5 separate regions of the Homo sapiens genome follow, and regions 1, 2, 3 and 4 are each linked to region 5. Evidence: chromatin loops called from intact Hi-C (ENCODE). Cell type or tissue: PC-3. All regions are shown on one strand. Each heading gives the region's core, and the rest is flanking DNA. Links, peaks and the distances in the headings are about the cores only. Region 1 has its middle 10 kb from the start of FOXA1. Region 2 has its middle 28 kb from the start of FOXA1. Region 3 overlaps MIPOL1 (mirror-image polydactyly 1). Region 4 overlaps MIPOL1 (mirror-image polydactyly 1). Region 5 overlaps MIPOL1 (mirror-image polydactyly 1).

Region 1 (6,038 bases), core at 518-5,517, 150 kb after region 5:
AGTTCTTACCCTGGGTCCTGAGTCCTCTGAAGTCCTCAAAATATCATAAAAATTAATTCTTAAATAGCTATACCTACATATAACTTATTCTGATTATACATATTATGTTAAACTCTTATTCAAATTGTTAATATGTAAAATCTAATTCATCTTTACCCTGTATAAACATCTTTCTCTTCCCAGTATTTCTAAGCATGTGACAATGAATATGCAAAGGAAGCGCAGCAGTCCACCAGGTGTGGGATATGTGTGGCACAATTCAAGACAAAGATTAAACCTCCACTTGATGTTGCAAAAGAGATTTTATAAAAGGTGACTGAAGTAAGTCACCACAATGTAAATGAACCAGCCACCAAGATTCAAACCTATTTTTAATAAGTTAATAAAAAATAGGCTAAGGGTCCAAAAGAGAATTCATTCATTTTTTGACAACCTGTAGAATCCAGAGTTTAAAACTCATCTAAAGAATAGAATTTCCCATACACTTCTTTATTAGACACTCAAAATATCTGCAAGGTAAATGTTTTACATCCTTTCTGAGGTAAATGAAAACTAAAAAGACTTCACAAAAGTCAATATATATTTTAATATAAATTACATTCAGGATGCTGCTCTATAAGACAAAGGGGAAGAAAGAAAGCCTGGAGCCAAGAACTGAAGTCTTTTAATCTTACGTACTGGAGAGGAACCCCCAGTGCTGAGGCCTAAACATTGAAGGTTGTAGTCAGAGTCAATGGGTTAAATTTGTAAAGGTTACTCTATGCTGAAGAGAATTAAATAATTAATCCCTGTATCTCCTGATGAAAATAATGCCTCTCTGAAAGTCAAATCTGAAACACTTCTCTCGGTTGACCTCAAATCAGCATATTACTCAATTTCTTGCTTCCTTGCTTTCAGGACAGTTGTATAGATAGGAAGTTCTTGTGGATGCTCCTCTAAGTCGCTATATCAATTTGTGTGAATATATATATATAGCTATCTACCTGTCTATATACCTCCTACAGCATGTGTGTGCTGGCTCTAATTCTCTGAAGAGAAAGGTGAAGAGTCCATTGCTTGGAGGTTGGGATAGTCATGACTCATTAGTGAGGAACGACCAATCCACAGTTACTACCGCAGAGCATTTCAATAAGTCTTCTGTTTGTTTAAAGTACTTTAAATTGTTATTATTATTATTATTTATCTGACTGAAATAAAACTTCAGTCCGAACTTTCCCCAGTAATGGGGGTGAAGAGGGGGAGTAAGGTTGTGTAGGAAGCATCTCAGTAATGCCTTGAACTGCAATTTAATAAGACAACAGGCTATGAAGTCTTCTTTGATCATGAGTCTGAGAAATTCAAAATATAATCTCTCTCTTTCCCTCTTCTCTCTCTCTCCCTCTCCCCCCTCTCCTCTCTCTCTCTCTCTCTCTCTCTGTCTCTCTCTCTCTCTCTCACACACACACACACACACACACACACACACACACACACGAGGTCAAGACCCGCAGTGTCTTAGTGGGTTTTCACCTCCACCTCCGTACAATCAAGAGGGCAGAGAAGGCGGGGGCTGGAGGTGGCTGAAAGGGCAGGGATGGCGGTGAAACCCGGGAGGAGGCGACATTCGTGTCAGGTGGCGGTCCCAGGCAGTGTCCACAGGCCCGGAAGCCGAGGGGACCAGGCATCAAGCCCCGCGTCCAGATCCCTGCACCCGGGGGCGGGACCTGGTGTCCCGCGGTCCCCGCCCAGGTTCCTGGGGCGCTTTTCCGCAATGGCTGGCGTGGAAGCGAGAGGGGGCCCAGTTTTTCCTTGCCAGGTTGCGGGTACAGCCAGCTCCGCGCCGGGGTTGGGCGGCGCGGCCGGGATGCTGAGAGCCCTGCGTGCTCAGCCAGGGGCGCAGGGCGGCCCTTCTGCCCAGCGCGCCCCGGGCACCAGGGATGGCTTCCCAGCTGGAGGCCGGGAGGGAGGAGAGTAAATACCCATTCTGCGGGGGCAGCCCTCGGGGGATGGTTGCGAAGGGAGAAACGAAAAATAAATCAGACAAGAGAGCCGTCCCGCCCCTCCTCGCCCGGTCCTGGCGGGCGGCGCCACTGGTCCTGCAGCCTCGGGCGTGCCCGCGCCCCCCCGAGCCCAGGGGGCGTCGCAGCGGGCCGGGCGGGCCAGGACTGCGCCTGTGTGCGGGTCCCCAGGAGCACTGCTCGCCTGCCAGCCCCGCCCGGCCGGGCCCCTCCGGCGGGATAGAGCCCTGCTTTGCTCTTTTCGTTGGCCAAGCACAATTGTGTTATTGGAGATAATGAATTCAATCCCCATCAAAGGGCATTAGGCTCGCCCGGGGCCTGGAGTTGCTGATGCCTTTTTTTTTTTTTTTTTCAAACCAGGAATGAAAGGCTGAGGGGAAAAAAAAATTCTCTGGGGGAGCCTTTCCCCTGATCGCTGCTTTTGAAGTGAAGGGGCCCGGGCATTGTTGTTCACCTCGCGGCCCATACGGCTGAAGAAAGCCTGGGCTTTTGATGGGCTGAGAACCGCCTCGGCAGTGAGCACTCCGTCGGGCCGCGCGGCCTGCGGGCAGCATATGTCTCGGGGCACCCGGGCACCGTCTGGCGGGTGGGGCCCAGGGCCCGGTGGGGAGGGGGTTCCGCCCGGGAGGCCGGGGCTGGAATGAGGCCGGCACCCGGCGGCGGGGACCTTTGGGCTTCAGGCCTCCGGCCAGGGATCTGCCGTTCCTCCCGCCCACCTGGCGTAGCGCAGGAGATCCACCTGTGTGGCTGATGAGTCCGACTGGGAGGCCGCACAATTCTTTGGGGGTGAGGGTGGGAAAAGCTGGCTTCTCCTTGAGGGCAAGGAGCGGGCTGGTCTTTATTTTTAAGCACTGGAACCCAGCATCTAAGGTAACTGGCTCAGCTAGAGATTAATGAGTCTGAGTCCGTGAAGGTGTGCACTCGTCAAGAGGCCTTCGTGCGACACGTAGTTAGGACTTTTCACCCGTGACTCCGCACATAGCGCAGCGCGGCGGAGCTCTCGGCCCGGGGTGGGGTAGTGGGGGCGGACACTTCGCTGCAGGAGCGCGGCCCGCTCCGCCAGAGGGGCAGTTTCTCCGGCGTCCGCGGCGTCTGGCTGCGCAGTTTGTGCCCAGGACCGAGCATTAGCATCAGGTCACCTTTTCTAAAACTTGTTTCAGGCATTTAAGTTTACTTTCAGTGCCCCCAATGTGAACTTTCCCCACCTCGATTCGCTCCCCCACTCCTGGTCCGCCCCAGGGCTCTTTGGCCCAAGGGTCAGCAACCAGAGCTGTTCGGTTCCCTTCCCTGCCCTCCCCATCTCCAACCCCCTCCTCCCCTCCGCTAAGGATCCGGGTTATCCGCCCCATTAATATATTAGCCAGGCATGACACAAAGGAAGCGCGTGTCAGCAGAAGGCGGTGTGACTCCTGGGAGAGGCGAGGAAACCTGGACGAGGCCCTGCGCTACAATACGGCTCATTGCGGCTTGAGCTCATGAATCGGCCTCCACCTGCGAAAAGCGGCGGAGGACGCAGCGGTAGTTGGCGCCCAGGGTTGAGCCGCTGTTGGGTTACGGGTGTATAGCTGGACTGCGGTAGTGAAGCACAAAGCCCCCAAGTGGGACCCAGAGCTAGGGGAACGTTCCAATAATATCCTAGTCACCTGAATCATGCAAAGAAATTCCGCTTTCCAGGAGCACGGGACTAGGAGGGCGCCTACTTCCTCCCTGGTGCATAATGGGCCCTTAAAATTAAATATACAAAGGATACAAACCGCCGCAGAGCTCCTTAAAGTCTTTTCATTAAATTGTTTGTGTTTTAAAACAATCTTTGGCGTAAGAGAGAGAAACCAGAAAACTGACCCGGGATATGAGCAGGCAAGCAAAAGAATAACAAATGTACTCCTTTTTAAAAGTGTGTGTGTGTTGGGGGGGGGGGCGGGGGGATTGGCTAAGGAGGTTTCCAATTTAATTCATTGTTCCCAATTTGCAGGCAATAGCAATGCTTTGGGGGGAATTTCCAGGTTGTTTTTTTCCTTGGTTTCAGAAATTAAATAAAGAGAAAAGAAAAAGCCCCTGATGTGTAATCTTGAAGGGGAGTTGAGAGACGTAAAAAGTTAAACCAAGGCAACCTCACACTTAAATTCTGAGTCAGGCCTGCCGTTGGTGTCACTGGCCTGGTTCTTGATTTCGCCAGTGACTTGACCCGCATTCCACCTGGATTCTGATGTATTCGAGCACGATTCTACTTAAGCCCTTTCCTTCCTGGATTTTGAGGGAGAATATCTTGCCTCTGTCCTTTAGGTTGACTGGAACATAGAGAACCCCAAAAGATCACGGAGTGGCACCCAGAAAAAGGAGGGCTCCTTATTTCCCGGGACTGCAAGGGGGAGGAGTGCTCACTCTCACCATGTGCTTTGCTCTTACACTGTAGTCACAGCTAACATAATTGGAGAAATAAGGAAGTTAAATAGAAAAAGAAAGGTGGCAAGTGAGGATTTCCCCCTTGTCAGGTGTTTTAAAATGTTTATAACAGGAAAATTCATGCATTTTACAAGTTAAAATTGAATGGCATGGGTATTTTCCAGCCCCAGATTGCTTGGTAAAATGATGGTGGAGAACAAAAAGGTGAGGGCTGCAGTCCTAGCTGGCCAAAGTTCAAAGAACCATGCTGGGCTGGGGCTAAAAGAAAAACCAATGGAATTATTATGCCCCCAAACTTAGCTATTTGGAAGAAAAAACACAAGATTTAAGGTAATCTGTTGTTAAATGTTATTTGGATACACTAACATCGTGCATGAAAATAAAACTTGTGTAAGTGGCTACTTTAAGAAACGCTTTACCTTTCCAAATCAATTCTATTTATAAACAGGAAGATTGTGAAATATTCATGTTTTTTTCATTTCATTTTCTTACATTCTTACTCTCATGAGAATCTATTGATTCTAACGATTCTTTCAGTTTGAGAAAATTTTGTTTTTAAATTTCAGCATAATTTGATTACCTATTTAGTTCTAGATATCTTTAAAACAATCATCTTTTTGCATATAACTATCTTGGAGTAATTAGGCATGCTCTTAACTCCATTTAGTTGCAAAACACACTTTATTACAATTCAAATAAACAATTGGTATTTAATTTTTGAAGGCAAAATATTTCCTACAAAGGTATAAAATGTCTACTAACTTATTTAAGCTATTTTATTTTTCAACGAATTTTTTCCTGTTGACATTGAGGGATCACATTAAAATACATTATAGCTAAATGTTCTACAATATTACTGCTAAATCAACAGAAAACCAATTGATCTTGAGGAAAGGTTAATTAATTTGGGTGACAGGTCTTCTACTTTGGCCAGCATTGGAAGGAATTTGTATTGATCTCGGCAGTTTTTTGCAAAGAAACTTAAGCATGTTTGTGGAATTGAGACCAATTTTTTAAAATGCCAAAACAAGGGCTTACATTTTTATCACTTCAGGACTTCTTTTCTGTTATGGCTCGTTCAAATCTGTTAGACTTCTAAGAAATATAATGTTTTTATGCTTTCAGTGAAATCAATTAGGTATCTAGCCTTCAGAAAATGAAAACAGAGGTTGGGAGCTTTACTAGGATCTTGTTTGTTTTAATCCCTCCTTCCCTAATAATTCTCATCAGTTTATCCTGTATGAGGGGGATCACAAAGGGACAATGGAAATTAAATTTTGCCTTTGATGTAAACACTGTATTAGCCATCATGTAGAAAATGGACGGAACTGCCTTCTACTTCCGAACACCTGTGAGTTGTTTAGTTTTTGCTGAATAGAACTGGTGAGCTTTTCTTCTTCCCTATCTTTGGTTCTGTTTTTGTCACCTTAAAAATGTTTCATACCTGCCCTTCCTAAATGCAAGGTGAGAGTAACAATTGCAGCTCCCCTCCCCTGTCCTATGCTCACTCCCAAAACATTTGTTTTTTTCTTTTTTGTAAAAATGTTTGCTCGGTAGCGTTGGTGGGTCCGAGCGCCACCGGAGCTGTACACTTGGGTCAGGAGGAAGGCTTTCCCTCCTCGCCCCTCTTCGCCCCCT
Region 2 (5,892 bases), core at 1-5,000, 130 kb after region 5:
CAAGCATTGCAGAAGCTGCTTCCATGTCCTTAAGGTGACAAAGCATATGAGGACTTTGCAAGTACTTGGAGTAAAGGAAGAGAAGAGAATTCACAGAGTGAAAAGAGGAGAAAGAGTGCTCTAAAATATCACCAATGGACTGCAACATGTATGTATGTACACATAAGTTTATGTGTATGTGTCTATATTATGTATGTGTTTATATATGTGTATACATACAATGAGAAGAATGAGTGAATTTGGAGAGAAATAGCCTTCGTTAAAGTACAATAGGAATAGGCATTCACATTTCAGTCCAGAGTTTTGCGTTAAAAATAGGCTTACTAGTTTAGTGTTAAGTCCTATGATACCAATAAACCAAAATATATCATGGTACAACAGAAAGTTTGATCAATTTGGAGTCCCACATTCTAAAACCTGGCTTGCCCTGAAGTGTATTTTGAGATAACCTCATCAATCAATAGAATTATAATAAAAGAAATGACTTGTACATTGTCATTATAAAAAATTATTGTATAGGCCTAAAAAAGAAGTTAATTTTATCATAAATAAAAGAAGCTACTTAAGAGCTCATTTTAAAGATTCTAATTGCTATTGGAAATGAAATAGAAATTACCAGTAACAGCCAAAACTTGTGTACTTCATTAACCTACACTATTCTGTGTGCTTAATTTTATTAATCTATAAAAGATAATATACTGTCTATTCACATCAAATAATTAAATGTATTTTGTTAGTGAGGTATAAAAGAGAAACTGGTGATAATTTCCAGCTTTGCCAAACAGAATTCATCCTGGCTGTTTTGCACAGAAGGTATGTGTATATGTTGGCCATAGAAGATACTGTCATTGACATTCTCACAGGGGATATCTGGTATCAACTTTAAAATATTTGTTTAGGAGAACTAATTTTTAAACATCAATTTTTGCCTCCTATTCGTAGGCTAAGTTTAATTTCTAATGAAAATCAAAACAGACTCTTTAATCTTTTTAAATAGCAGATTTTCTCTTTCCTAAAGTGCCTCAGATTAATTTCTTAATTTTTGTGTTCAGAAAAAAAAAACTAGCATAGCTCTATTCAAACTTTATGCTTCTGTTACAAAATTGTTCATTATTAAGATCACCTTGAAGCAAAGATATCTTCTCATGTCGTCTTTTAATTACTTGCTACTTTGCCTATCTGGTTGTAATTTATCTTCAAACCATACCCCGATTGCTCTGTAGTAAATTTTGGATTTCTTCTCACATACAGTCTTTTTTTTCTTGGTAAAATTATCCCATTGGCCTTCTTAAACATAGTAAGCACTTTCAACCTGTTACTATTTACATTGGTTTGATATCTTTCACTTATTTTCTTGCTGTATTGTAATTAATGTCTTCTAGATGTTCTAAATAAAATTGCACTTGGGTGATCCAGATCCAATGCTTATGTTCATGAAGAAATACTATCTTTAGAGTTGTTTCTAATTCTCACCTAACCTTTCCCTATCTTTTGACCAGGATTCCCAATACTGAGACCCTCTTACCTAGGACCTAGCCTGGATTCACCTGCCCCCTTGTGGTGTTCCTCTCTGAGAAGTTAATTTCTGAAATTTGGGACAGTTAATTAATTTCTGATATTTGGATTTGGCATTACATAGCCTGAGAAGAGAAACCTCATTACCCTTGTCTAGTAGGCTAGAGTCGGAAAAGTTATCTTCTTTTAGCCACTGGCTAACATGAAAAGATGAAAGGTATTTTTTCTTATTCAGAGCACAAGAAGGAACTTGAGCACTATAAAGAAATGAGAAGTATAAAATAAGTGACGATGCTTAATTTTGTCTAGAATCAATATTAGTGACCTGCAGATTGATAAACTAAAGTGTTACAAAAATTCTCATATAGCAACTAAATCAAGTTTATTCTTTGTCAGTGTCTCCATTTTTTAGTGAGTGGAGAAGAAAGGGAGACTGGTATTCTATTTTATTTAAATTTTATATAGATTGCCTAAGCCTTTCATCAAGGATGAATATATAAATATAAAAAATAAATCAAATATTTTATAATGTATAGTCAAGTGTGTTTGATATGATTGATGCAAATAGATTGTTTCCTTTTCTCAAAAGGAATTCCTTCCTCACATGTCACAGCACTAACTTTTACTCTTCAATTGAAGTCAATAGAATTTGCACATGGAAAGGGGATGTGTATATTCAATGAGTGACTTTACCTAACCACAAATTCAGTGACATTTTTCAAGAATAAGGACTTCATAATTAGGCCTCTAGTTAATAACAACATAGAGATAAAAGCAAGGGAAAGGGGAAAGAAAAGTACTATTTTCATAAATAAACCATTTGTCTTTCTTAGGAGGAAGAGATAGATTAATAAATTATTATTGTTAGCAAGATCCCAAGTAAAATTTTAAAGATCTCCGTTTCTGTCTGTTAACTGTCAAATATTTTTAGCAGAAAACAGTTGTCTCTTTACATGGTGTTCTACCTCCCACCCTACCTGCACCCAAGCCTGTTTGGATCGAGAAATAGTGATACTCTGTGACATTTTAAATATCATGTCACCTGACCTGAGATCTAGAAGAAGAAACAGTATGCAAGCTTTAATAAAGCTATTTGCAGGCCAACTCCCAAATTTCTAGTATTTACCGCTCCTTTGCAGTTCCTCTTACATTTGTAACAGTTGACCTACTAACAGGTTCCCAGAAACACAGATTCAAATTTTGGCAGGCTTACCTCACCTCTTTGTCCTTCCAAAGTACATAAATGCTAAACTGGGTTCACAGTGAGAATGAGAGTCATTCTAACAAGACTTTTAAAACCAAGACCCTTTCTGCTCCCTACCAAGTTACTGCCATCTTCTCCGAAGAAATAAAGTTTTGTCAGTGTGCCCTTGGCATAATTTCTTCAGCCTGGATTAAACACAGGTGACTGAGAGTCCGCCTTATCTCCACAGGGCATTAGTCACTCTATAAAAGTTAAATTTATTATGAAATGCTTTGTTTGTGTTAACATATATCTTCTCTGGGAAGCTGGAAACAAAGGCATGTCCTTTAAGACTCCATATGGGGAAAACACATCCTCCTTTGGAATTTAACCTTAATTTGAACCAAGATCTGTGAAAGAAAAGTACTTTAGTGTATTGTTCCCTTGCTCCACCCTTCTATCCCCTTATCTAAATGGAGTTACTGTTGCTTCGTGTTTTTTTAACCCTTCCAATTCCAGTCCTTGCTTTCCTGAGTTTAAAATTTATCCTGGGAAAGAAATATATTAAAATAATTGTGGCAAACAATTATACTTTGCTTTTAAGAATGAATTTTTTTTGTAATATATTAATTCTGATATCCTTTAAGTTAAGTAAATGCACAGCCAGTTTATACATCTTCATTGTTCATTTTGTTGTTTTAAGATACATTGTAAAGAATATTTTATTTCCTAAAAATTTTATTTCCTGCATATCTTCTCTAAGATTCTCTGGCTAGCAAACATTGTTATATATGCATAGTTTACACCTTATTAGAAGTAAAAAAGAATTAAAAGTAAGAAAAATTTCCACTAGGAACAATAATGAGGTACTAGTTGAAAGACCAATTTTCGATCTGTTTTCCTTCAGTCTGTTTGCAAAGTCTTTGTAAGGGTTTCCTATGTATCTAAAATCCAGAGATGCTCCAACGCTCCTTTTCAAAAGCAAAAGCAGAACCTCCATTACTGCTGCCCCAGCATAACAGCCTGGTTGTTTAATAAGCATCAAAGAAAGCATTTCAAAAAGAAAATACTTTTATTTGACATTTTAAAAACACTGCTTCATATAAATGCTTAATATGTTTTAATAGTGTCTACCAACAAACATGTAATCATCCAAATGATTTTCCTTTCTTGACTTTTGTTACATTAAAGAAAAATCAGAAACTAAATTCAAATATGTTTAAGTATAATTTATTCTTAAAAACTGAACATAATTTTAAAATATACTTGTATGTAACCCCTCTCAAAATAACTATCCTCAGCATTATTAAATTGAAAATTTTGTAGCAAAAACAAAAGTAATAATTTTAGAACAAAGCATTTACAGATTCCTTTGCTCACATAGTTCATTATCTCACAGTATATTTTATTTAAATGGTAATATTGCAATTAGTTTGATAGACATATTTTTAAAATATGGAATATATATAAATAATGCATTTAAGGGACTGGGACATTTATCACAAGTTAATATCAAATCAAGATATCATTGTTTTCCCACCTCAGTTCCATCTATTTATATTAGTTCCACCCCAAGCAACCCTCATATAATGATCATTGAAGCTTAGTCCCTACTACTTGTTAGCACATGATTATATACTATCATTGTTATTTAAGTTCATAATATATATCAAGTTTCTTCATGGAAATTATAAACTCACATGGGGTAATAATGGACTGACAACTTGAATACTTCACCTCTTAGACTCTAAGTTTTTGGTTCTCTTGGACTTTGTGCTGCATTAGATACTAATTTGATTTAAAAAAATAAAACTTTCTTAAAAGATGACAGCCCTGTTCGTCTTGATGCCTTACTAAATGCTGTCCCCAATTTTTTCCAAGGATGATCTGGATGATTATCTTCATGGCATATGTAGATGCCTGTATAGTTATTCATAGATAGTTGTACCATATGATAGGAAGGTCATAGGAAGACCTTTCACTGGAGTAAAATGGTCAAAATAAGAGATGAACAAGATAATGGGAGAAGTGAAGATAGGTAAGTATAAGGTTGAATAGGCAAATGTTAACCAGAATTAAAGAAAATAATAAAAAGTGTGAGCTTTACAGGTGATGAGAAGAAACAATTTAGCAATAAAGGAGCAAAAGGAAGAGAAAGAACCAAACTAACTCTAAACTGTCATATGTATCCAGGGTGGTAAATTCCAAAACATTTGCAAAATTGGATGAAAAAGAGATTAATAGTGTGTGTGTTTATAAAAAATATAGACAAGAATGGTCTTCCCATGTTAAATTTCAAAGATGCAAATATTTGACAAAACATTAGAATAATAAAACACTGAATTTCTTTATTGATCATGAGGAATATTACTTAACCATTAGCTGTATTACTAGAGAAAACCATGTTAGATAAAATTAGAGATAAATAATGTTTGTTCATGAGAGTTGTTTATTTTTATCAATTCTTATTTATCTTTGAATCTTATAAGAGACACTTTAAAATGTTTAGCTAAATCAAAATAGTCCTTACCCAATGAAATCACAACATGATAGAGTCATGAGAAGTATGGATAATAAACTGTGGCAATGGGTGAGGGGTAGGGAGATAAGGAGACTGATTGTAAAACATCTGAGCTTTATCAATATATATTAATCATATAATAATTTACAAATAATGTACAGTACAATGAAAGGTAAAAGTAATGCTCTCAGAGGAAATGTTTCCATTCTAGTTCTATTTGGAAGTCCTTGGGACAATTTGTGTTTTGATTATATTTAGAAATCTTCAGTATTTTGTCTTGGCCAGGTGTAGTTGCTCAGGCTTGTAATCGCAGCACTTTGGGAGGCTAAGGCGGGTGGATTACCTGAGGTCAGGAGTTTGAATCACCCTGGCCAAAATGGTGAAACCCTGTCTCTACTAAAAATACAGAAATTAGCTGGATGTGGTGGTGGGTGCCTGTAGTCCAAGCTACTTAGGAAGCTGAAGCAAGAGAATCGCTTGGACCTAGGAGGCGAAGGTTGCAGTGAGTCTTGATTGCGCCACTGCACTCCAGCCTGGTGACAAAGAGAAACTCCGTCTCAAAAAAAAAAAAAAAAAAGAGTCTTCAGTATTTTGTCTAAAAGTGTATCCTGCAGAGAGGATTGAATGAGACAATAGAGGGGGGTTTATTGTTCGTATTTCTTAGTTATTTAGG
Region 3 (6,038 bases), core at 310-5,309, 190 kb before region 5:
CAGAAGATACATACATTGAAAAATAAATTAAGACACATATATGAGACAGAGAAGAAGAGACTCACAGGTATGCACGTGTGGAGGAACACAGCCTGAGAGGCAGAGAACAGTCAGAGACAGATAGAATTGGAAAGACTGTCTGAAGACAGAGACAGACTGAGATATGGCCTGAAAAACAAATGGAAGGATGGATGGATGGATGGATGGATGGATGGATGGATGGATGGGTAGATGGATGGACGGACAGTCAGATAGATAAGAGCAGCAGACATAAGGGAGGGGGCAAGAGATATTTAAGATCTATTACAGTAAAATGTTGAAAATTTGGAATCCTTGGGAAATGATTCTTTCTGAATGTGATATTACATATATTTGAAAACTTAAACCTTTATGTACATCTTTTAAAATTTCCTCTTGTATTATAATTTAAAAAATAGGATTCTTATTAAAACACTGTGTGCATCTCTTCCTTTTTTGGTTCCCCTTCCCCCAACAGGGCTCCTGTTCAGCATAGTCCTGCCACATTTTTATCCTTTTTTGAAGGTTAAAGTCCATTTTTGAGGACCGTTCTATAATCATTGTACTGAATAAGTTAACAATTATACATTCTTTTGAGTTATAGAAAGATCTGAGTGCCTTTTTCTGATTTCTGGATTTTGTTTTTGATTTTTATACTGTTAACAAATTTTCTTGCTGTTTTTGCACCCACCATTAGTAATTTCTCTTTTTATTTGTCACTCTGGGCTGCTTATTATGAGTTTAGAATCCAGATAGCTGATGTAATTCTATATAAAACAATCATATATAATATCTGGGTAAGATAGTTCAAGGTTTTTTGTGCAAAGTTAATAGTGCGTATATTATGTGACACTTAATTTTGGTGTGCTCTATATATTCAAGTTGTGGATAAGAATGTATTGGTATGAAGTTAGGAACTAATTTGTTATAGCTGTGTTTATTCATTTATTCAAGTAAGTAAGCAGATACTCTTCTTTTAAAGAGCTCAAAAGCATTTTACTCAATTGATGTTAAAAAAAAACAAAAAGGAAGCAAATAATGATGCATCTGTTGTGTTTCTCATTCACACATCATATTGCTGTAAGAGTTATATTAAAATTAGAGACCAAACGATCTTTAAGGAGTCAAAGGAGTTATTTTTAATATATCTAAAGAGATAGAGACTGTAGAGGAAGTACTACTGATAAATGTCCAGTAATCAGGAAGGATGTCAAGGAAGGAGCTGATGAAGCTCTGGGATACTTATGAAAAGGAAAGTTTTATGGTTGAAGATACAGATGCATAGACAGTTTACAGTAGGCACAGTAAACTATATAGATGCATAGACAGTTTACAGCAGACATGACTGATACAGCATTAGGAAAATCTACATTTTTACAGGCATCTTTTTGACATTGGAAAGAGGAATAAGACATTCCCTTTTATAAGGATCCATTATTAAACATTATTAGGAAAAAGGTCAGATGCGGTGGCTTATGCCTGTAATCCCAGCACTTTGAGAGGCGAAGGCAGGTGGGTCACTTGAGGTCAGGAGTTCGAGGCCAGCCTGACCAACATGGTGAAATCCTGTCTCTACTAAAAATACACAAATTAGCTGGGTGTTTTGGGCACACCTGTAATCCCAGCTACTCGGTAGTCTGAGGCAGGAGAATCACTTGAACTCCAGTGGCGGAGGTTGTAGTGAGCAGAGATCATGCCATCACACTCCAGTCTGGGCAACAGAGGGAGACTGTCTCAATAAATTAAATAATATTAGGAAATAAAATTAAACATAAATATTTTAACTTTCAAGTCTTGGGATAACAGATATGTTTAAACAGTAAAATCTCACATCGTCATCTCCCTGATGGCAGGGTTCATGGGATTTATCTTAAATCACAAATTGCTTCAAAGCGCTATCTTACATAAATGTTCCTAGTCGGTTCCTTTGAATAGTTATTTTATTTAGTATAATTTTACTAATTTTAAAAGAAATTAAGTTAATTAAAACTTGTATTACACAGATATGCCTTTATTTCATCTTACAAATTTCATTTTAAAGAGTGCTGAAGTGACCATTTTTTTCCTAGCTTTACTGTAGAAACGCTTCTGAAATATTTTAAGTCAAAGAGTTGATAAGATTGATAATGTAACATATAGAACCATTTATGTTTTTCTTTGTTTTTGTCATTGTAGACATTTTGGAAAATGGAAAGCTGAGGTTGGTAGATGGGCTGGGTGATGACATCTACAAAATAAACCCAAGTTTTTTTTTATATGTATATTTTTTAAAGACAGAGTCTCACTCTGTCATCCTTGCTGGAGTGCAGTGGTATGATCATGGCCCACTGTAACCATGAATTACTGGGCTCAAGCAGTCCTCCTTCCTCAGCCTCCTGAGTAGCTTGGACTACAGGCATGAGTCACTGTATCTGGCTAATTTTTTTAAAAATGGTTTGTAGGGGTTGGGGGGTCTCACTATGTTGTCCAGGCTGTTCCCAAACTCCTAGCCTCGAGCAATTCTCCTGCCTCAGACTCCCAAAGCCCTGGGATGACAGGCGAAAACAACTGTATCTAGCCCCCAAGTTTCTTTAAGGAGTTAAAAAAACAGTCCTGAATGAATGTAGTTTGTAAGTTGATAAAAACAATGTGTGTGTGAATAAACATATATTGCCAGCAAAAAATGTGTTACCATCTTCAGGCCTTTTAAGGGGTAAGTGATGTTTTGCGTTTTTGTGAAAACTTCTATTTAAGGGTTCTCTTTTGAAAAAAAAAAAGGAAAAAATGAAATGTCATAATCAAAGGAGTTTATACCCTCTGAAATAATGAGTTGTTAAATTATTGTTGTTTAGCCCTTTTTTGTACTTACTTATATACATAACTATGTAAGAAAAAAGACATAGAGATCGTAAATCTTATATGAATAATTATTTGGAATACTGTTATAAATTCCTGATCATTTCTTAAATTAATGTTTATTTTTATTAGCAGATACATGGTTAAGTAGTTTTATAGCATACAACAATTCTTTGCAAATAGTTTACATATTTACAGGTAAATATGTCTGCCCTAAGTATACATACTTGCAATTTTGTAGGTAAAAATGAGATCTGGATACCAGTTAAATTTAGAAAATTGTGAAACTTATTTAAATTTAGAACCTTTAGGGGTCAGTGTTCCCTAAGAAAGGTTACAAAAGGTTACTGTGCCTACCAAAATTAAATATTAAATCTGCTATATTGTAAATATATATATATTTTTTACCAATTTAAGGTAAGAAATGATGAGAATTATACCTTGAAGAAGCTTTTGACCAAAACCTTTCAATTTAATGAGTTTGTTCAATATTGTTTTTAGGTTTATTATTTGGGGGGATCATCATATGTAATATATATTTTACACACAAGTAGTTATTTTTATTTATGTATTATCTAAATTTAGATATAGATTACATATTTTTAATTTATCTTTAAGCTTAAAACATGATCATGATTCTAAATCAGGAATCATTGTACTTATTTGAAATAAGGTGAAAAAGCACTTATAGAATGGCTGTGTAAATAGAATTCTTACATTTTTCAGTTTATTGGAGGCTAGTAAATATTTAACAATTTTTTATCCTACTGAATTTAAGTAAAAAACAGTTGTCTTCTTCCTTATTTTAGAATTGGACTGGCAAGTATCATTTGTATCCATGATTCTTACGGTTTTTCTATAAAACACAGTAACACAAATTTTTTTTAAATAAATGAAACTTAATGAAAGGTAACTTGCAAGTGGTTTGGTAGTTTCTTGTTGAGTCAGAATAATGTTTATTTGTCCTTGGCATTTTGAACCTGTGTGCCACCATCAACCTCTTGTATTATTGATTCATTTATCTTTCTCTCTGTTCACAAAGTACATATTCTGTTTTACCTTTTGTCTGTCTGCAATTCTGTAATTGAATTATAACTAAAACTATTCCATGATTTGCAGACAATTTGTAAGTGTAGACACTGAAGAACCACTGTAGGAAAACATAATTGATGCTTTTAAATGTTGTTGATCATTATGACTAAAATATGATTGTAGAATCTCATATCACTTTTATAAACTATTTTATGTTTAAGGCGGAGAAGAAGGAAATGACAAATTGCTTAGAATGGACATTCATTGCTACCAGCAAGATAAGCTGGTAGAAAAAAAGCTATTTCCTAGACATTATGATTATATACTCCTTGAAATTAAAGGTTTTGAAAATGTCTAGATAACTAATCATTCTGTATTAAATTACAGGACTTAAATTTTAATAATTGGCTTTCTAGTAAGTAATGGTATATTTTTCATGAAGAAGAAATATAGTTAGTGGTTTTAGCTTATTGCCTATATTTTAAAGTAGAAAGAAGACTGTGTTGGAAAACCAATACTTTTAATAATGTCAGTAAAATGTTATGGTGGAAAGAACACAGGTTTGGAGCTAAACATAAGTTTTAATTTTTAAATCTTTCACTTACTACCTACTTGGATTTGGGTACAAGTTTCATAAATCTTTGTAAGCTTGAGTTTTCTTTTATATGAAATAGAGAGATAATCTATTTAGGACCATTGCGAAGATGAGGAATGCTATATGTAAAGTCCCTACTACAATGTCTGAAACAGGAAATGAATTTATTTAATCTGTATTTCACATACCAGAGTAATTCTTTCCACCAGTGTGATGGTGGTAGGTTACAGATGCTAAAATAAATAAATAAATACATAAAATAAAAAAAATTAAAACAAAGGTGGTTGACAAATTTAGAGGACTTTTAAGTAAATCGTGGTGATTGTCTTTCTTATTCCTTCTAGCTATGGAAGGTACATTCTACTGAGTTTCAAAAGTATTATGAATCCTTAATAACAGTATTTGAAATGATTGTAATAGTATTTTAGGAAGTCTATTTTCTTCCAATACAATGTTCAGAATATCACTGGAACTTTAATTTTCAAAATGGTATGCTTATAGTTAGTATATTTGATAGACTATAGTATATAATTAATAATATTAATTTAGGATAAAATCTATTTTCGTCTGTATTGAAATTCCAGTTGCAATAAAAATCTCCAGATTAGTGGCATCACAGAGTATTTTTATGTGTCTTTTCCTTTTGGCAAGTATGGATTTAAGATTGCATTTAAAAAATTTTCCATGTGCCATTGGGGGTTAAAAGAAGAACATGTCTGAGATCTGATTAAATTTACTACTTATCTCCATAGGACCTAGCTTAATAGAGTGCTAGTAGCTTCTCACACATGACCATCTAGAATATTTGAGAGAGTGGTTTTAGGAATACTGGCAGCTGGCCAGCAAGGATTGATTCATTTCCTGAGGAGATGCTGAGGCTACTCTTAGAAGAATGATTGAGGTTATAGTCTTTTATTTTAAAAAATTTCCTTTAATATAAATAAGTTTATTAAATACGATTCTGGAATTCTTTATTTTTTAAGCTTGATGTGAATGATTCTGTTAATACTCTTGGACTGAGTAGAAAAATGGAATGAAAAAACAAAAAATGTTTACAAGGGCAACTTAGTTTTCTAACTGGTTATGACATTTGTTGTGAACCCTTTTAAGATTCATAATTTCTAATATGAATAGTTCATGTTGGTGAGTTTATGCCACAAATTATTTTTTAAATTATGTTTTGGCAGTTTAAAAAATAGAGTTTATCTTTCAGAACAGTTTTAGATTTACAGTAAAATTGAGTTGAAAGTACAGAGTGTTCCCATACATCCCTACCCCCACAAACACCCAACCTCTGTCTCTGCCTATTCTCTACCACAGTTGTACATTTGTTACAACCAGTGAACTAATCCATAAATTCTTAGTAGGGGGAAAATTCGTGAGCTAATAGGATTTCTTCTTTCTCTTTATTTCTTTCTCTTTTTTCTGTTTTTACTAATTTATAATGTTTTAAATCAGTTCACACTGTACTCTTCATGCAGAATTCTTACATCTTTGGTTCCTGCATTTTATACAAATGATCGTTTCTAGGAAGAATGAGCATGAAAAATGGTAAATT
Region 4 (6,038 bases), core at 574-5,573, 110 kb after region 5:
AAATACATGCATTTTTCAATATAGGGTATATTTCTTAACTGATGAGAGAGGCTTAGACATGAGTGTGTAGTCTTCCTTCAATGCGTGTATGTAATCTTTGTTAGTATAAAAGATATTAAATATAGGTGCCAAGAATTAAATGTATAATTTGTTTAATAAGAGATGGATATATTAAAATTACATTCATCAAGGCATGATTTTTGTTTCACTACAAATAATGCAAACTGTTTTCAATAAAAAGAGGAGACTGTTAATGTGTACTTATAAATTCACATTGTCAGTATTTTTTAATATTGGGTCTGAATAATTATCTGAATTCTACTTAAGCTATAAGTCTCTGTCATTTTTGCTTGAAAATTAGCATGCCTCTGTCTTAAAAGAGACCATCAAACCTATTAAGTATTCTTATTGTTTATCTTTTTTTAATTGCCATTTGATTTTTATTGTGGAGGAGGAGGATCTAATATATAATATTCAATACAATTGTAATGTAGAAATATAAGAATTTAGAAAAAAGTAAACTTGCCATTTGGTTAAGGTTACCTGCTTTTTATTTTATTCCAGAAATAAGATAGTTACAGCATAGCAGTCATATGAAGTTATGAATAGAACTGAGATTTTTATGTAATTAGTTATAGGCAAAATACTTTCATATTTTTAGATTAGACAGACGAAAGACCAAGAGGAAATGACTGTGCCTGGAACAGGATGAAATAGACAAGTAGAGATTTAATTAGCAAAAATTTTGTAGGGAAGTAAAATTTTTTCTAAGTCTATACGTTTTTAATTCATCTTTAAGATTGAGCTAAATTATCTACCATTGCCTATTTACAGGATAAGTACATTCAGGACAATTTATTGTACCATTCTTTCATATACCATAGCAGATTATCCATTTCAATTTTTTTTTACTCCACAGGAAAATGTAAGCTACTTTGTCATAGATCACAAAAGAATCATAATGCTAACAAACTCTATTTCTTCCTTATTAAATCTGTATCCATTAAAGTAACTTTTTTAACTATGAGAATTAGAAAATAAGGGACAACAGGGGTTAAAAATAAACTGATTTAATTTGCTCTATAGTCCTAAAGAGAATTATATCCTCTCATAGACCAATGACTCTATAATAGAGAAATATGTAATGATTTGGTCATGCATGGAGTCTTGTCTCTGGGCTCTATTTGAAACGTGTAACAGCTCCCTATGTGAAGAAACATTATCTTTAAAGTCATCTGGGAGGTGCAGGTAAGTAAAGAGAAACAATTTTTGTCACAAAGTAGTCCATTCCTGATCTCACTTAAAATAAATCACAAGTAAATTTGAATTTTCGGTTTAATGTTGAAAGCAGATGAACTTTTCTTGAGTTATTTTGTCTTTTAGAATACACAAAATATAGTATAAAGACATTTCACAATTTCCAAACAAATCTTTCTACGCTTAAATGATCAAATTAGAAAAACCAATTCCTATAATTAATATGCAGAACTTTTATAGAATATGATATTATAAAGTTAAATTTGCAAAATAATTCTAACATCCACTATTGTTCAGTATAGGTAATCTCCCAAAAATATCACATCCTCTTGAAAATGAATTGTCTACAAAATTTCAAATGCAAAGTATTACAGCCAAATATTATCTTAATTAATTTCTTACACTTAAAAGTGTCCATCAACAGTGTGTCAGATGGTCTTTATATATTTTTTCTGTATGAAGGAATAGCCTTGCCTACTGAAGATAGGTTCTCTATGTATTCAACAATAATGCAACTTTAGAAGTATTCCACACTGCTGAGAAATGTTGCTTTGAGTTTGCTTTACACATCATCAACTCTAAATCCTATAGTAACATGAGAATTCACTTCTTCTTGTAAAAATAAGTAATTTACAGGAAAGGCAAAATGCTAATACTAACATTTGTAGCACTTGATGATTTACAAAGTCCTTTTACATCTGTTTTTTCATTTGATCCTATCGACAATCATAATAATAATAAATTATATATATAACCCATATAATAACGATGGTGATGATAATTTTAGTATTACTGTCATTATAATTATTATTATATTCATTCTACAGATGAGGAAACAGACTCAGTAAGCCTTGGAATTTGCCAAGGACTGGCTAGGACCTAGAACTAAGATCTTATAACCACACTCCATGCAACTATGAGTCTCTAAATCTCTCTGTAAGAAAAAAATTTCAAAGTAAAGATTTTACTCTTGCAATTTCTGTTGTGATAGTACCATCTCTTTCACATACTACATACAAATTCCCTAATAATCAAAAGATTGTACACATTTTTTTCAATGAAGTACAATAATGTGAACTGCATGTGTAAACAGCATCACATTATTACCACCTCTCTATGGTATTATAGTGGCAGTATGCTTTGCCTCAGCCTTCACTAATTAGGAATATTGTGACAATTCATTGCTAATAAAACATAACATGAGTCTCTTTGTACTGTTTTTAATTTGGCCTGATGCTAAAACCTATCAGCTTAGTTTTTTAACATGGTAGTCTAAACTTCAAGGCTTGCTCTATCTCCTAGAGCAATTTAGAGCTAAAACCAGTAATAAGCAAAGTTATTGGTTATAAGCAAGGTATAAGCAGTTAAAGCAAAGTTATTAATTATTAATATATGAGAATTTAAAATTTTATAAATAAGTTAGAAATTATTAATGTATTTTAAATATGGAGTAAAATATTTTGCTAATTTTTTTCAATGATAAAGTTGATCCTTTGTATATTTCCTTATTCAAATAAATTCAGTCATCTTCTTATCAGGTTGCTTATTTATATAATTTGTTTATTTTATTAAAAATCTAGAATATTAAAGATTTATACTTTTAATATTGAATATAGTTTCGTAGAAAAACATTTTATATGTACTATTCTTAAAGATCACAATTATTTTTAAACTTTCTATTTTCAAATACTTGTGATTAATAAGGCATTCTATGATGAAATAGCCATGGCTTATATATTTTTGTCTTTTCACATATGATGTGTTTGGAACCCAAATTTTTTACTGATTTTATTGTGTTGTTGGTAACTAGTATTTACAGCTAACCTATCTATTCATATTTTACATATATATATATATATATACATGCACACACACCGATACATTTACCTTTTAAAAAAATGATTTATAAGTGAACTGTTAGGCTCCAGTGATTTCAGTGTTTTGTTCATGTTTTATTGGAAATGCACGTGGTTTCTTAGGCTTTTAAACAAATACATGGAATGGTTGAAAGATTTATTTTGCTCGTGCTTAGCTAAATATGTCATCTCTAGAAAAGATGTGGTTTGTTTTGGCACTGTTTTAAAAACTCAAATATTTTAAACATTTGTTAAGTTGGAGCTTGCACATTTAAACCAGCAGCATACGTTCCAGAAGAGCATCTCAAGTTACCAAATTTTTTGTAATCCTTTTACTAGAAAAATCTTTTTTGAAGAGTTTTTCTTGTGCTTGCTTCGGCAGCATATATACTGAAATTAGAAAAAGAAAACTTTTCTTTTTTATTATATATTTTAGTGTAAGTTAAGTTAAACTTCTAAAAGTTGAATTATTTAATGTAGGACTTCATAAATAGTATTTGACAATGATAAATGTGTATTTTTGAGAATCATTAAAATGTATACAATGATATTCCTTTGCAGAAGTCTTAATATGCATAATTTTTAATCTAATTGTCTTCTAAATATAGTTTTGGTGTATGCTGGTATTTTAGAAGCCACCAATTTCTGGACTATCTGATTATTAACAAAGATGTATTTTAATGCACAAACTCAAATGTTTAAAATATATATTTACTTTGTACTCAAATAAAATCCCCTATTGCAAATCCTATACATATTTCAATGCAATTCTTATACATCGATCTTAATCAAATTTATAAATGTACAATCCTGAAGACAGTGTACTAGATATGCACTATAAAATATATTGCAGTAAGGAAACAGATTAAGTTCACTGTCAAACTGTCTGACTTCCTTAACAAATTTAATAAAGATAAATGTCAATATGAACAAATTTGTTAGGTACCTTAGGAATCTTTCAAAACTATTTAGATATAAAATAAAATTATAGTAATAAAATATTGAAGAGAAATATCATTTTTAGTGAATATGGTTAGAAAGAACATAAGAAGTGAGATCAAATTATTTTAATTAAAAAAATAGGCCAGGTGCGATGGCTCACGCCTGTAATCCCAGCATTTTGGGAGGCCGAGGCGGGCGGATCACAAGGTCAGGAGATTGAGACCATCCTGGCTAACACGGTGAAACCCCGTCTCTACTAAAAAAAGTACAAAAAAGAAGTTAGCCGGGCGTGGTGGCGGGCGCCTGTAGTCCCAGCTACTTGGGAGGCTGAGGCAGGAGAATGGCGTGAACCCGGAAGGCAGAGCTTGCAGTGAGCCGAGATCACGCCATTGCACTCCAGCCTGGGTGACAGAGTGAGACTGTCTCAAATAATAATAATAATAATAATAATAATAATAATAATAATAATAGACTGACTCAAATCTACCATAAAGCACCTCTACTCATTTTGGAATATGTACGTGGAATTTTGCTTCAATAGCTGAAATCTAAAAACACTCTTTCTGTTGCATTTGATTATTCAATCATGATAAGGTAAATGTAAACAGACTGTGTAGCACTCTATCACCTGGAGTGAACTTAGAATTTACAGCTTAGAGTACATGACTAAAAGAGGAATGGAGTGGAAGTGGGCAGTAGGTGTCTTTGGGGCAAAAATTCTATAAACTGGTGTTATCTAAACTATCACATTACTTTGTTAAATTATTGTTTCATCACGTATGACCTTTGTGATTTGTCACACATTTTACTTCTACATATGCACATAATTGTAATTTTTTTAACTTTAAAAAGTCAATTATGTTTAAGAAAATTTTTAAAATAAGAATGAACGTATGTGATATTTACTGTGATATTTACTCGTGTATTTACGATTTCTGATGCCCTTATTTTCTTTACATACATCCGTGTATCCACCTGTTACCATTTTCCTTCTGCCCAAAGTATTTATCATCTATACCAGTGAAGAACTGTTGGTTCAACTGTTGTATGTCTGAAAATGTGACTCTTTTTCTGCCTCCATTCTGTGAAAAAAAAATTGCTGCATATAGAATTTGAGGTTAACATGGTTTTGTGGATTTTTTTCAGTATTTTAAAGATGTTGCTCTAATATTTCTGGTTTGCTTTGTTCCTGCTGTCATTCTTATTTTTATTTTCTGTACATTATGTGTCCTCTAGCTGCTTTAAAGATTTTCCCTTTGTCACTTGCTTTAACCAATTTGATTTTGATATGTAGTGTCGATTTCTGCATGTTTCTGTGCCTGTGGTTTGCTGAACTTCTTGGATCCATGAATTTGCAGTCTTTATCGAAAATTTCAGCCATTATTTCTTCCAATATTTTTCCCTATCTCTTTTCTTCTTTCTCTGGATCTACTATTCTCTGGATATTAGGCTACTTAAAGTTATCCTACAACTTGTTCATGCTTCGTTCTTTTTTTTAATTTTTAATTTTGTGTGTACATAGTAGGTGTATATATTTATGGGGCACATGAGATATTTTGATATAGGCATACAGTGCATAATAATCACATCAGGGTAAATGGGATATCCATCACCTCAAGCATTTATCCTTTTTGTTACAATTAATTATACTCTTTCAGTTATTTTTAAGTGTACAATAAATTATTGACTGTAGTCAGCTTGTTGTGCTATCAAATATTAGATCTTATTCGTTCTAACTATATTTTTATTATATTTCTTTTCAGTTTTTTTCTCTGTTTCATTTTGGATAGTTTCTATTGCTTTGTCTTCAAGTTTACTAATCTTTTCTTTTGCAGTGTCTAATGTGTTGTTAACCCATCCAGGCCCTCTTTCTTCACAGACATTGTATTTTTCATCTCTATAAGTTAGAATTGAGTTTTTAAAATTTTTTATGGCTCTCCTTAACTTGTTCATGCTTTACATTATCTTCAGGAACATAAAACA
Region 5 (6,038 bases), core at 525-5,524:
GGGTTGGTTCCAAGTGTTTCCTATTGTGAATAGTGCCGCAATAAACATACGTGTGCATGTGTCTTTATCATAAAATGATTTATAATCCTTTGGGTATATACCCAGTAATGGGATCGCTGGATCAAATGGTATTTCTGGTTCTAGATCCTAGAGGAATCACCACACTGTTTTCCAAAATGGTTGAACTAATTTACACTCCCACCAACAGTGTAAAAGCATTCCTATGTCTCCACATCCTCTCCAGCCTCTGTTGTTTCCTGGCTTTTTAATGATCACCATTCTAACTGGCGTGAGATGGTATCTGACTGTGGTTTTGATTTGCATTTCTCTAATGACCAATGGTGATGAGCTTTTTTTCATATGTTTGTTGGCCACATAAGTGTCTTCTTTTGAGAAGTGTCTGTTCATATCCTTCGCTCATTTTTTGATGAGGTTGTTTTTTTTCTTGTAAATTTGTTTAAGTTCCTTGTAGGTTCTGGATATTAGCCCTTTGTTAGATGGATAGATTGCAAAAATTTTCTCCCAAAAATATGGAATGCTTCACGAATTTGTCTGTCATCCTTGCATAGGAGCCATGCTAATCTTCTCTGTATGGTTCTAATTTTAGTATATGTACCCAAGGTGAGCACTAATTTAAAAAAAAAATAGAGGCAAGGTCTCACTATGTTGCCCAGGCTAGTCTTGAACTCCTGAGCTCAAGCAATCCTGTCGCCTCGACTTCCCAGTGTTGGGATTACAGGTGTGAGCCACCGTACTTAGCAGATGTTGTGGCCTTGAGTCTCAAGATGCAGAATTTCTTCTTCCTTAGGGGATCTCTGTCTTCCACTGATTGGATAAGGTCTACTCATAATTATAGAGGCCGTCTGTTGTGCTCAAAGTCTACTGATTAAACATGTTAATCACAGCAAAAAAAAAAAAAAAACAAAATACCTTCACAGCAACATCTAGATTGCTGTTTGATCAAATATCTCATTACCGTAGCCTAGCCAAGTTGACACATAAAATTAACCATCACACGTGCATTTCAACAATTGACTAGGGCCAGGTAAAAATTACCCTCTCTAAAAGGGGCATGCACTTGCCATTTCACCACACTTTCTATTCCACCTACTTTGTGAATTTAAAGTCATCTTCCTCAACCCTGTAGGTATTTAATTTTATGACCCCAGATGTATGTTGTGATATTACTTATAAAATGGATGTTTGTACACGTATACATATACTCTGGCCCCTGGCTACCTCTCTAACCTTATTTCTTAACATGTTTCTACTCTTGGTTCACTCCAGCCACACTAGGTTCCTTAATAACTCAAATATTCTAGGTGTGCTCCCATCCCAGGGCCCTGCCATGTGTTTTCTCTGCCTGGAGTGTTCTACCCCCGGAATGTCACATGAGTCTGTTCCTTTACTTTGTTCAACTTCCTGCTTCAATGTCACAAGATCACACTATCTAAAATAGTGTACCCTCTTACTACATCACTCTATTTGTTACCCTCCTTTATTATTATTTTTTTTCATAATAGACATGCTTACATGACACTATACTGTATTAGTGGATTGTCCTTTAGGATTTTTTTTTTTAACCGCTGAATCTTATACCTGAATCAGTGCTTGGCATGTCTCTGATGCTCAATAAGTGTTTTGAATGAATGAGTATGTATTAAATATACGTGTATGCTTAAACATTGTGATACATTAGAAACTTAACAGCAGGTTGCCTGGGAAGTGAGACTGAGTCTAGCAGTCAGATTTCTTATATCCATGGTGAGTGAGAGAAGGGGACATTTTAACTTTCATTTCATACCCTAATAAAGTGTTTGAATTTAAAAATTTTTTATGTACATGTATTACTTTTGTATATTATAGCAATGAGTTTTGTAAGTTTTGAAAAGACTCATGCATGGTAACCTGCACAAATTAAGCTTAATGCTTAGAAATGATAATGAAAAACTGATCTATGTTTTGGTATATGTATATTTATGACAATGTGGTTAATTTTTTTAAAATAGATTTTATTAGTGTTGTGCTTTACAAAAGGCAGGATTTATAAGGGAATTAAATTCCAGAGTAGACTTTATTCACCTGTGTTATGGAAAATATACATATAAATGATATCTTCACTTGCATTTTATGTTTGCCAAATATTTTTAACTGTTTTTGAAGGTATTTTACATGGCACTAATTCAAGCAGTTTTTAAAAGTAAAATAAGATGTTAAAAAAAATACTACCAACTTTAAAAGAACTATTAACCTGACATTCTTCTTCCACTTGATACAGAAGCAGGATTCTGTGACTGGTTAGAGATGAAGAGGGTGCCTTTTTAAAATAATTCAATCCTGTGAACACCAGCTATAGTCAGAAATGATAAGGAGAGGAGAGAATTCCTTCATATTTCAATAAATTTCACTCAGTTTAATTAGGTTTATTTAGTATATTTTAATTATAGATGTTTTCTTTTTCTTTCCATGACACATGCATTAGTAAATGAATTAAAGATTTTTATTGAATCTAAACTAGTTAAAAATATTTGGCAAATGAAAATAATAGCTAATAATTGAAGACCTTTGTTCAGGAACATTCTGATTCATTAATTGCAAAAACAATAAATGTTAAACATACAGTACAAGATCTAATAAACTGAGATCTTTAAGCTAGTTTTGATTTCTATAAACTTTCTAATGCCACTGCTGTCATAAAAAGCTTAGTAAATATTGACTGAGGATGATGATGACGATCCGTCAGTATTTTTAAGACTGGGTGGCACTGGCAGTACAGTCAGATATCCGGGACTTAACATTGTTATTTTGCCATGAGGCCCTTCCACCTGGCCCTATCCCAAAATGATGAATGTTTACCTATAGTTAGGTATTTAAATGTGTAAATATTCCAGATTCAATTATATGTGAGGTAGCTAGAGTTTTCATTCCTTAAATCATGAACTAGTTCTCTAAAGTTTAAATGATTTACAAGTCTGCAAGGGTCAAAATTGACTTGACTGAATGTTTTCCCCATAATTCCAAAAACATTATTTTATGAGTTCAGTTCAGTATAAAAATATTATGCCCCACTGACTATTCCAAACCTAAGATGTTTATGAAATGTATGAATTTATTAAGGTTTAATTTACTATTCTGTTTAGTTGTTAAGCTTTAAATGTTGTTGTACAGTATGTCTTGTTCTCTTTAGGCTTAAAAGGGTTTTATGACAATCAGTATTCTATTAATGTAGTTCCAGTTATTCCCCAAAAATATCTTCTAAAACTTCCTGGTTCTGATTGAATCACAACTGAACAATATTCAGTTACTATGTAAAGCAATCAAGAAGTTCAAAAGCCTAGGGATAGGGACTGGCTTTTTAGTTTAGTTTTATTCAATGTTAATCTGATAAAGATTTTCATTTATTTTAACCCATGGAAAGTTTAGTTGTCCTATCAAGCTTGGTTAGTTGTTCTAAACTATAAAAAATAAAAATTTTTGAAAATATTACATGAAAAAAGGTGAAAATTGAGATTTTGTCCTAGAAAGTTGGACGCACTGTTCACTTAAATTATAATTAATAATGAAGAAAACGTCATATATTTCTAAATCTACTTTCATTAGGTCTTCCTTCACCTTTTCACTTGTAAAACTTTTGTTTTCCATTCATTCTTTTGTATGATACAGTGTTTTAATTCAGAGCTAACACCACAGTAAGACAGATGGTGCAGGTTCTGCCTTTCCAGCTGAGTGACCATCAACGGGTAATTAACCTCTCAAAGCCTCAATTTCCTGACCTGCAAAGTAAGAATTGTAATTATACCTGCCTCATATCATTGTTTTAGAATAACCAAATCAAATAATGCATGTACAATGCTTTATACAGTACTTGGGTACACTTAGGAATGTAATGAAGGTAACCCATTATTATTATAATCCCAATGTTGAGTTTTTATTGTTATCATTAGCTCTTTTTTGAGATTCTGTTAATACATTTATAACTTTTTTTTAGCTTTTTAGGCATTAAACGCAATATTTTGTGAACACAATATGCAATCATTTGATTTTTCTTTAGGAACAAGTTTTCGCTGTAGTTAAGATGGTTGATTTTTTTCTTGTGAGGCATTTAAAAAAATATTTTGTGAAAATGGCATGCTTGAACTTAGATTTGGCCCTTTTTGATTAACAGTTTGTTTTCAGGAGTTGTTTATTCACACAGCAACATTTTAGTGTTCAAAAATATATTGAGAAATTCAAATCTAATAATCTTCATCACTTGTCCCCTAACCTATGAAAAACATGTTTTCCAAAGAGTACAAATTCAAAGTATAACATTTTCTTCAATGTTTTGTGTTAAAACTGTTACCCTAGAAAATACAGATATAATTTTTAAAGCTACGTTTGTAATTCCTTCTGTCTTATATCTTGGAGTTCAATACATATGTTATCTTATTTAATCCCTTCAACATCCTTGTAAGGCATCATCCCTTTTTGGAGAGGAGAAAACTGAAACAGAGAGAAAACTAACATCCCCTAGGTTACATTAAGGCCATCGACAGTGGCATAAATATTATCTAATCCTCCTGATAGCTGGGCCTTTTACTTTGCTACTGGACCCCTTCCTCTACTCATGCCTCCCTCAGAAATACAGCTGAAGCAAAACTGGTACTTCAGCATTATTTCCCTAATTTGGATATGCTTGACATGTTTATTGCACAAAACACATCACTGAGACCATGTTAAAGGCAGGTTAACACAGTAAAAGAATCTGACCTGCTTTGGAGTTTAACAGTCTTTGTCTGTGTTCAACCAAACTGCACAAATTACAACCACAGTTGATGTCTGGATTTATAAATACACGCCCTTTGATTTTTTTTGAACCTTTAAGCTCTAGCATTATATCATATGTTAGGCTACAAAAACTAAATACTGTGCCTAACAGCAATTTTATCCATACAATCATAACAGTTTATGTTTATTAGTATGTTGTGGTATTAATATTGTTGTTTTATCTGTGCTGTAGCACAATCACTAACGTAACAACAATCATATTTAGTAGTAACCATTAACCAAATAGCTATTTTGAGTTGTATATGAATTTATTAAGAGCCTACTGTGTACTAAAGACTTTTGTGAAACATAGAGTTAACAGAGGATAAGATGCAATTGCTACCTTCAAATAGATTATAATTAACTGGAGAGAAAAAATATATACTAAAAATGAACATACGTTACTATGTGCTGTTAAATGAAATAATTGGACACTTCCATGGCAAGTCACAGAAGGGAGAGATTCTTCTAAGCTTGAATAAATTTCACAAGATTTTATGGAATACTTGAGAATTGAAGTATATGAACCAATAAGATTCTGATAGAGAGGAGGAGGAAGAGGGCATTCTAGCCTGGAAGAACAGAATAAGCAAAAGTGGAGGTTTAATGAACATATTGTGTTATATTATGCAATTGAGAGAAAATTGCTGGAATTTTATTGTTAACATGTATTTAGTTTTTATTCTGTGTTTCCTGGAGAGCCTTGGGAATATAGAGCTTATTTTTTGAAGCATTAAAAATTAAACTTATACTCAAAAGAAATACTTCAATACTTTATATAAAATTTAAAGCATCTTAAAAGCCTAAATACATTTTTGAAAAGCTTATGGAGAATTTTGGACATATACAACAGCCTACAGAATGAACTCTACACGTACGCATCACTTGCCCCTGAAAACGTCAACCCCTGGTCAATCAAATTTCATCCACAGTCTCGTGCACATACCCCCACTCTCTGGTATTATTTTAAAGTAAATCACATGTACAATGTTACTTTACTTATAAATATTTCAGTAAGTATCATCTAAAAGATGAGGACTCTTATTTTAGCATAACCACAATACCATTAACATACTTAAAAACAATTTAACAATAATGTATTTTATTTAATGAATTTATTTTTTTTGAGACAGGGTCTTCCTCTGTTGCTCAGGCTGGAGTGCAGTGGTGCAGTCACAGCTCACTGCAGCCTCCCCCTCCAAGGGTCAGTCTCCTGAATAGCTGGGACTACA

The links. Peaks named below come from ENCODE experiments on the same cell type or tissue, not always from the same donor. Only the 100,000 strongest peaks of a DNase experiment are listed, where the experiment ranks them.
Region 1: it touches region 5 in a loop (7-fold over the local background); 4 of 110 quality-filtered maps call a loop at or near these places.
Region 2: it touches region 5 in a loop (7-fold over the local background); 3 of 110 quality-filtered maps call a loop at or near these places.
Region 3: a loop joins it to region 5, with 6 times the contacts of the local background. A loop is called at or near these places in 3 of 110 quality-filtered maps.
Region 4: it touches region 5 in a loop (7-fold over the local background); 3 of 110 quality-filtered maps call a loop at or near these places.

What each region holds. Positions count from the first base shown.
Region 1 is chr14:37,581,864-37,587,901 of GRCh38, forward strand. No RefSeq gene overlaps it. Among named protein-coding and RNA genes, the nearest start is that of FOXA1, 10 kb to the right of the region's middle. RefSeq lists an enhancer at 6,036-6,038. In PC-3, for the core only: no CTCF peak of the experiment used is centred there; DNase peaks (open chromatin) are centred at 1,068, 2,018, 3,358, 4,168 and 1 weaker place; H3K4me3 peaks cover 4,385 bases; H3K27ac peaks cover 5,000 bases.
Region 2 is chr14:37,564,215-37,570,106 of GRCh38, forward strand. No RefSeq gene overlaps it. Among named protein-coding and RNA genes, the nearest start is that of FOXA1, 28 kb to the right of the region's middle. In PC-3, for the core only: CTCF peaks have their summits at 1,549 (motif pointing left) and 1,764; a DNase peak (open chromatin) is centred at 2,997; H3K4me3 peaks cover 3,784 bases; H3K27ac peaks cover 3,208 bases.
Region 3 is chr14:37,248,791-37,254,828 of GRCh38, forward strand. The region is part of intron 3 of MIPOL1 (mirror-image polydactyly 1); the gene reads left to right. Among named protein-coding and RNA genes, the nearest start is that of MIPOL1, 54 kb to the left of the region's middle. In PC-3, for the core only: a CTCF peak has its summit at 3,173; no DNase peak of the experiment used is centred there; H3K27ac peaks cover 507 bases.
Region 4 is chr14:37,547,396-37,553,433 of GRCh38, forward strand. It overlaps MIPOL1 (mirror-image polydactyly 1), which reads left to right. Exons shown (of 13, transcript NM_001388067.1): 13 at 1-3,864. Among named protein-coding and RNA genes, the nearest start is that of FOXA1, 45 kb to the right of the region's middle. In PC-3, for the core only: no CTCF peak of the experiment used is centred there; a DNase peak (open chromatin) is centred at 3,296; H3K4me3 peaks cover 430 bases; H3K27ac peaks cover 2,028 bases.
Region 5 is chr14:37,433,945-37,439,982 of GRCh38, forward strand. The region is part of intron 11 of MIPOL1 (mirror-image polydactyly 1); the gene reads left to right. It also overlaps the pseudogene RNU6-886P. Among named protein-coding and RNA genes, the nearest start is that of FOXA1, 160 kb to the right of the region's middle. In PC-3, for the core only: no CTCF peak of the experiment used is centred there; a DNase peak (open chromatin) is centred at 2,797; H3K4me3 peaks cover 695 bases; H3K27ac peaks cover 2,655 bases.